Linked DNA regions of Homo sapiens: region 2 is linked to region 1. Evidence: chromatin loops called from intact Hi-C (ENCODE). Cell type or tissue: PC-3. All regions are shown on one strand. Each heading gives the region's core, and the rest is flanking DNA. Links, peaks and the distances in the headings are about the cores only.

Region 1 (4,412 bases), core at 94-4,093:
TGAAGATACATTTAGCTTCAAGTTATAGAGAACCCAATTTAAAGTAGTGTAAATTGAATAAAGTAACTTTTTTCACATTTAATATGACATTAAACAATAGGGAGTATAGACTGTGATTATCTTGGTTCTTCCTTTAGGCTGGCTTCACTCATGTTTTAGTTGGTTCTCATGCTGCTAATAAAGACATACCCAAGACTGGGTAATTTATAAAGGAAAGAGGTTTAATTGACTCAGTTCAGCATGGCTCAGGAAGCCTCAGGACACTTACAATCATGGCAGAAGGGAAAATAATCACATTCTTCTTCACATGGCTGCAGGAAGGAGAAGTGCTGGGCAAAGGTGGAAAAGCCCCTTATAAAACTATCAGATCTCATGATAACTCACTCACTATCACAAGAACATCATGGAGTAACCAACCCCATGATTCAATTACCTCGCACCTGGTCCCTCCCATGACACATGGGGATTATGGGAACTACAATTCGAGATGAGATTTCAGTGGGGACACAGCAAAACCATATCAACTCATGACTGTTCCCTCTTCACTTTTAGTGGAGGAGAGACAACTATTCATTTAAGCAGAGAATACAAATGCTTTTCTTTAATCTCACTGAGCTAACATAGACTATGTGCCAATTTGTAGACCAGTAATAATCACCAGGAAATGCCATATGTTGATTGCTTAAAGCCAAGACTTCCATACTATCATTGGCGAAACAGATGGAGTACTATAAATGGCCCAGACTAATAAAGATTATCTCTGAAAACAGAGTCAATGTAATCCAAGTCAAAAAGATTACTTGAAGGAGAGATAGATAACTGAACACAGTATAGTTGAATGCAGTATACAATATTGCTTAACAGTTCCATCTATTTCTACAAGGCAACATTTATAATGTTTTAGTCATTGTAGCCTTCAAATAGAAAAATAGTACTAATCAAAGAGTCACTGAACAATTGTTTAAGTATTCTTCCTTTGAGTAGACTATCTTTCAAAATAGTCTAATGTTCTGGGAGACTAATGATAGAAGTGGTTTCCCCTCCATCTGCCAGCAGCATGCTCCTCTGCACAATGTCCTTAATCACTTAATGCAGTATACAGAAATAGTGTGAGACCAGAAGACTTTCACATGATAGAGTAAATAAGTTTGAAATACACATAAGCTTTCTTGTAAATAAAAGGGTATATAAGAGCAGGAAACTTTTATCTACGGCTACTACTGTCATCTCTGGGCATAAAACAGTAACACATAAAATAAAATTTCAATAAAATGTTTTTAAAATTAATCTTTCTTAATCATATACATTAGAATATAATTTACCCCAGGATTTTTTTAAAAAGTATGATTCATTTGCAGTAATCCCGATTTTGTTAACATGTAACCTATAAAAAGTCATGCTAGTTAATTCCCAACAATGTGCCAAAACTTTATGAAATCAAAAATTACTTTTCTACTAATATTTTGTGATATTTTTAAATTATAGATTACTTAATTCTATGAGGTATTGGATTCATTGGAAAAGATATTAATGAGTATGTTCACTTTTACTTTGCATAAGACTTCATTAATAATATTAAAAAGATAAAATAATTAGGGTATTTATTGTCTTATTTTCTCATAGAATTTCCTTTTCCTCAATGAAGGGTATACAATATTATCTTTAAATAATATCTTAAGTTGCTAACTTTAAGCAAGGCAATACTAAAATAAAATGATAATAATTTAATAAACCTACTTATATCTTTGATAGAAATTCATGTATTTTAATATTTAAATTTAATATTAAAGTGAATATTGACTTGTCCATGATTTTAGAGAAAAAGCACATCATATACCAACCAAATGGTCAAACACATTTACTTATTTTCAGATAAATATTTTTCCATTTCATCTGGTTTCGTCCTCTGCAGTTATGCATTTTATTGCAATGTTTTCAAAAGTTGTGGCTAATTTATTTCATGCATTTATGTGCAACAAAGGTTAAATGTTGATGGCTGGGAGGAAAAATTCCTAGCTAACTTGTCATATTAAGTTGCATGAATCCCCAGCTACTCAGGCTGAGACATGGGAATTGCTTGAACCTGGGAGGTGGAGGTTGCAGTCAGCCAAGATCATGCCACTGCACTCCAGCCTGGGCAACAGAGCTAGACACTGTATCCCCCCAAAAAAAAAAAAAGAAAAAGAAAAAGAAAAAATAGAGTCCTATCTTGTTAGGTAAAACGGCCTATTTTAAAGCAACAGGAGTGGTGCGACTCAACGTTCCCCATCTCCAATAGCCTAGATTACCTAGGATAATGAAGAAAAGACCAATTTTAGTCAGTACTTTTCAGTTTTTTTCTCATAAAGTAGCCTGGTCTGTTCAAGGAACCCACGGCTTTTAAAATCTAAAATCAACTAAAACCATCCAGAAACTCTTTCTTGGCTTTGTGTACCAAAATTACTTTAGAAGCCAAGAATCCTCCTACTGTTTGAGTTGGCAGGAGCCCAGGCTTAGGCCTATAAGAATTTCTGGTCAGACTGCTCAGCTCATATTGCACGGGGCATGCTACAGCCTCTGGGGAGTAATTACTCTCCAAACCATTAGAAATACAGAAGGGAAGTAGTTGACAGGCAGGCCTCACAGTTAGCTAAACTGTATTGGCAATGCTGTCCAGAAAATAAGCAATGCTTCAAGAACAATTCAAAGGTGATATAAGAGGTAATGTAACTGAACTAAGCTTACTAATAGTTGGAGTTATTTTGTAATAGCTAGTATCATTAAACGTTGGGATTCATTTCAAACTTATTTTATCTAGCTTTGTAAATAATCTCCCTTCTTTAATTTGGAGAAACAACTATTTTTTAGGTCAAATGCAGTATTTTAGCACTCTTCACAGCAATTTATTACTGTTTTCTCCAACAAAAGTGTCTGGAAAGGTAACCAGCTAGTTTTAAATATAATGTCATACTACAGCAATCCATCCAGAGACCACATGACCATGACATATTTTCAAGTAACTGGACCAAAAATCCCTGCTAAGTCACTAACATAGATGACATGCATTCTTGTATGTAAAAATATTGTTATTCTATTATTACCTAATATTAAACTTTCCTTATGAAACAGGAGAGTTCCCTGATTCCCCTCGCAGGATGTGCAACAAGGGTGTTGCATGCTTGGTTGCCCTGAAGTTCAAACCCCTAGGGGGATCAGGCAGACGGGCAGGTACAGAGGCTGGCATGAGCGCTTTTGGGCTTTGACCCCACAGCAGCAACTAGGGGTGAGTGTCTGCATCTCCTGAAGCCCAGATGGGTGTGCGTTTCCAAGTTCTTTCATATTTGCTGTCTCTAGACAGCTTATGTGTTAATCAGCTCAATGGACCCTCTGTCTTATTGCAAGGGCAAGAGGCCAGTGTGACAGCCGGAGTCCTTGCCCAGTGTACTGGAAAAAATTGCATCACATTTGGGCTCCAAGAATGAGTGCAAGTTTTTATTGAGGGGTCGAGGTGGCTCTCAGTGAGATGGATGGGGAGCCAGAAGCAGGGGAGATGGAGTGGGAAGGTGGTCTTCGCCTGGAGTCTGGCCACCCATCAGCTGGACTCTTCTACCGTCCCTGGCTGAACTCCCCTTAGCCTCCAGACATCCCTCCTCTTCTCTATTTCTCTGCCATGTTGCTCTGCAGTAGCTGCTCTGCTGGTCCCTACGTTCAGCCACATGTGTGTGTGACTGCTATGGTCTCGGGTTTATATGGGGGCAGGATGAGGGGGTGGCAGGCCAAAAGGCAACTTTTGGGGCATGAAAGCAGAAATACCTGTCCTCATTTAGGGCCTCAGGTCTTCGGGCTTGAGGATGGGGCCTTTGCCGGGGAACCACTCTCTTGGACCCAGTATTTCCCTGTCTCCTGTCCATATCACTAATAGCAACACTTTTCATATTAAAATTGCACCCCAGTTCTGAATCCACAACTGAGAAACAATTGTTCGATTATATTTTTACTTCTTATGGTACTTCTCAATGGAAGAATGTATTGACTAATAGATATAAGAGTTGGCTTTTTTGTCAATTACATTATATTCCTTATCAGCAATAGATTATAATTCAGATTTATATAAACTTGAGTCTGTTTCTGAGTTATACTGTATAGAAAATATTTAATTTCTAAATTATTTTGTACATTTGATAGGCAAGAAAGACCCTTACTATTCTTTATTATTGGCAATAATACAGCATCAGGTCAGTTCTAACTTAATCTCTATTTGGAAAGGCTCATGACAATCTGTAGAGAATACACAAATTTCACTGGAAAGCAATTATTCTGTTAATGGTGAATTAGACAAAATTCAACACCACCTTGAGAGTATTAATGTGGCCATCTCTTGTCCACATTAATTAATTCTTCTACAGCTTTCTTCCATTGTCAACAATATTGCT
Region 2 (4,412 bases), core at 195-4,194, 87 kb after region 1:
TTTAAATAAAATAACAAACAAACAAAAAACAAACAACCCTGTTAACAAATGGGCAAAGAACATGAACAGACACTTCTCAAAAGAAGATATATATGTGTCCAACAAAGATATGAAAAAAATACTCCACATCACTAATCAACAGAGAAATGCAAATCAAAACCACAATGAGATACCATCTCACACCGGTCACAATGGCTATTGTTAAAAAGTAAAAAATAACAGATGTTGGCAAAGTTGCAGAGTTAAAGGAACACTTACATACAACTGGTGGGAATGTAAATTAATTCACCCTCTGTGGAAAACAGTGTGGAGGTTTCTCAAAGAACTTAAAACAGAACTATCATTCCACCCAGCAATCCAACTACTGGATATATACCCAAAGGAAAATAAATTATTCTACTAAAAAGTAACATGCACTCCTATGTTAATCGCAGCACTATTCCCAATGGCAAAGACATAAAAATCAACCTAGATATTCATCAGTGGTGGACTGGATAAAGAAAACGTGGTATATATACACTATATAATACCATACAGCCATAAAAAAGAAAAAAATCATATTCTTTGCATCAACATGGATGCAGCTGGAGGCCATTATTCTAAGCTAATTAATGTGGAAACATAAAGCCAAACACCACATGTTCTCGTTTGTAAGTGGAAGCTAAACATTGAGTACTCATGAACACAAAGCTGGGAACACTGGATCCTGAGGATCACTTGAGGTAGGCGGTTGTTAACTGTGAATTAAAAGAACTACCTATTGGGTACTATGCTTACTACCTGAGTGATGGGGTCATTTGTACACCAAACCTCAGAGACACAGAATTTATCTATGTAACAAAACTGCACATGTACTCTCTGAAGCTGAAATAAAAGTTGGAAAAAATGAATAAAGTATGTAACTCTGCAGATTTCAAAACACAGTAAAAATGCTATCCATAGGCTAATTTTGTTAGATAGGGAATTATCCACTCTTAAACTGCCTCGAGTTAAATATTTAGCCATGAAAGCACAAAGCTAAAAAGAACATTAATTTGGGACAACTTGTCTCCATCATTTCTATTAACTGACTAATGAACACCTGATAAAATTTCCCAGTAAGAATATTGTGCTTTATCCACGTATTTATGGTGTTTACGTACAAATACATAGCCACTCATACTTTTTGGGCTCAGGAAAACTCAATATGTAGTGTTTGTACCACTGAACAATTCCACAAAAACCATTAATACCTTTCTACTAGTCTGTGAAGTATATTTCTATACAAATAACACTGATGTTTGCAAAACTATGAAGTTAAATCCAATCTTATTTATACAAAATAAACCATATCACACTAACTATATAAAATAAAATATCTTGGGAAATGCTTTTTAATGTATTTACTCCAAGCCTTTAAAGTAAAGATGTAATTTCAAAATTAGAGAGACAGCTGTGGTAGTAGTTATAAAATCTGACTCATAGTCACACTTCAATTAAAATCAGAGAATCAAAAAACTCCATTTAAGCTGAAATCATCCATCATTTTAAACACACTAAGGAAAATGATTTACCAAACTGGATACCATGTTTGCCTTTTGACTACTATTAAAAAGGGGCATGAGATTTCATGATATTGCACCGAGCAAGAGTTTGTCCCAAATTCTTAAGTTATGTCTTCCCACAATTTTATAAATTTCATGGTCCTCTTTTCACCTGCTTTGACTTTTACAAGATGGCAAAAATTATATCTTACTGATAATCACTGAAATTCTGAAGAGATCCTTATTAGTTTGATTTACTTCAAAATAAAATGTAAGAGAAATTAACTCAAAATGCCAAAACACAAATCATAAATTTGTATATAGTCCAGTGAAGTCAGAATAACTTTATTTTTGAATTCTATCTAGTTGCTGGCATTTTATATCTTACCCCCAAAATACTGTCTGAAATCAGATTTAAATGACTTAACTAACCCTCAGCTAGATAATAACCCCATAGTCTTCTATTGATTGAAACTAAATGTCAAGGCAATAAAAACATATCAACTCTATTTTACTCCACTGAAATGTTAAAAATTCCATAAACCTAAAATTCACAAACAATAGTTGTCCTTATTTAAGGACATCTGATATTGCCATTTTTATGATTCTAAGTTTCCAAAATTACTTTTGGGCTCAGATGCCTATAAATGTCTCAACTTTATGGCTTTAAAAAAGAAAGACTGCCAATAAGCTACTAATATTTCAAATAACTTGTCTCTCATAAATTTTTTCAAAAAGCTGATCTTTCCATATTAATGGCAGTCAAAATTATTCATCTGAATGTCACAAGAAAATAAGTCAAATTGTCAAATACAATTGGTATCCATAATTATTTTGAAATTACATTCTATACTAATTACTACATTTTTCCATTTTTATTTATAAAAACAAAACAACTGTGAAGCAATTAGTCATTTGTGAATCATTACTTTCTGGAAACCTTTTTATGGAGTTTGAAATTTACAGTAACTCGACTTTAGTCATCCTTACATTCTTTTAAAATTCATGGCAATAAATCTCAGTGTCTATGTACTACCTCAGTGTGACAGTCCATTGTGTCAAGGTGGCATACAAAATTTTTCAAGGTGTTTATTTTAATATGTTTCCTACTAAGAAGTAGGAAGCACTTGATTATGAATCAATCTGATTTAAAGATATTTCTCTTCTTTTTTCTTTTTCTCTTTAAATATAATGTAAGAAATTCAACCATGCAGAAAACAACATGGCTAAAATCAATATCTTACGGTTGGTGTAGCTAAAAGAGTAATAAGGAAGGACTTTATCTGCACTGTACTGAATAGAATCCAAGGTAAATTATACTTAAAACATAAGCCCACAATTACCTTGGAAAGGAAATAGGCACAGCTGTTTAAAAAGTAATATTAAAGGCCGGGCGCGGTGACTCATGCCTGTAATCCCAGCACTTTGGGAGGCCAAGGTAGACGGATCATCTGAGGTCAGGAGTTCAAGGCCAGCATGATTAACGTGGTGAAACCCCGTCTCTACTAAAAATACAAAAATTAGCCAGGCGTGGTGGCTGGCGCCTGTAATCCCAGCTACTCGGGAGGCTGAGGCAGGAAAACCGCTTGAACCCGGGAGGCCGAGGTTGCAGTGAGCCGAGATCGGGCCATTGCACTCCAGCCTGGACACCAAGAGCGAGACTCTGTCCTTCTCCTCGCCAAAAAACAAGTAATATTAAAAATATTACACAATTGTGTTTCTTGATACTTACATAGTCCTCACACATTTATCTTTAAATTAAAATTCTTAGAATAATATTTTCCTAATAAAGAGACCTGTCTCAGCATCCCAGCTATCATAGTGTGAAAGATTTCTCATTTTGGTAATTCTCATAATTAATTTGAGTCAGGTGAGAAGGAAAAGATTGCTAGCTTCTGCTAAAAATAACTCAGGCTCATGTTTCAAAAATATTCTCTTTTAAAATAAACAGGCACAAAGGTGATATAAACCTCCTATACAGGAAGTACAATGAAAATGTCACTCAATAAAAACCATACACCTCACCACCATCACTCTACCAGAGTTGTCTTAAAAATAAAGTAAAAGACAGACAGTAAGGAAACAACTTGTCAACGTGTCGGTCCCATATGGAAAAATAAACAGATACTGATTAAAGTGAACGGAGAGTGGAGCCACATAGAGGAGAATCATGTGAGCAGGTGGGGAAGGGAAGAAAAATCTATATTCTGGACTTAATCATCCTTTTACAGTTGTTGCTGATTTTAAGAAATAAATCCATTAAAATTCAAACTGAAACATATTTGTTGAATTGAAGATTAGTTCCTTACTCTAAATCAAAATACAAGATTTAGCAAATATGTTAATTTGCAAACTTCAGAAAAAGGCTTCAAAATATATTCTGCTATAAATTTAATTTATTGTCTTTACTAGAAATATTTCAATTATATGTAATTAGCTCTGAAAATCTGATCAAGAGAGTTATCTTTTTCCACACACTAGACATATTAACAGCATTTTTCTCTAATTGAATCCTATGGTTCTCCCCAGGACTGGTACAATAACTTTTAGTTATTTGCATTCCCCATGTTACAGTACAATTAACACAGTCACCACTCAGCAAGTAATATTTAAAATTCTTAATAAAGACCATCAAGTAGCTGTTTTTTCAGAATATCTCTTTCAGCAATTATTTAAGATAATCATGTCTCATCCATTTTCCTACAGTCATATTTTAAAATTTTACCCTCTTCTTTATGATTTCTTTCCTGCAGTTGCCCCTCTGCTCATCAGAATAAAGGAATTACTCCTCAGGCCCCACTTCCTACTAAGACAATAAATACATACCCAGTTGCAATTTTTTTTTTCCTTTTCATCTCATGTTAGTGATGTTTGCCATTTAACTTACAA

What was found. A loop is a pair of places that touch in the nucleus more often than their neighbours do. Peaks named below come from ENCODE experiments on the same cell type or tissue, not always from the same donor. Only the 100,000 strongest peaks of a DNase experiment are listed, where the experiment ranks them.
Region 2: it touches region 1 in a loop (9-fold over the local background); 1 of 110 quality-filtered maps calls a loop at or near these places.

What each region holds. Positions count from the first base shown.
Region 1 is chr11:38,458,591-38,463,002 of GRCh38, forward strand. No RefSeq gene overlaps it. Among named protein-coding and RNA genes, the nearest start is that of LINC02759, 190 kb to the right of the region's middle. In PC-3, for the core only: no CTCF peak of the experiment used is centred there; DNase peaks (open chromatin) are centred at 2,031 and 2,521; H3K4me3 peaks cover 525 bases; H3K27ac peaks cover 1,011 bases.
Region 2 is chr11:38,545,151-38,549,562 of GRCh38, forward strand. No RefSeq gene overlaps it. Among named protein-coding and RNA genes, the nearest start is that of LINC02759, 99 kb to the right of the region's middle. In PC-3, for the core only: no CTCF peak of the experiment used is centred there; no DNase peak of the experiment used is centred there; H3K27ac peaks cover 761 bases.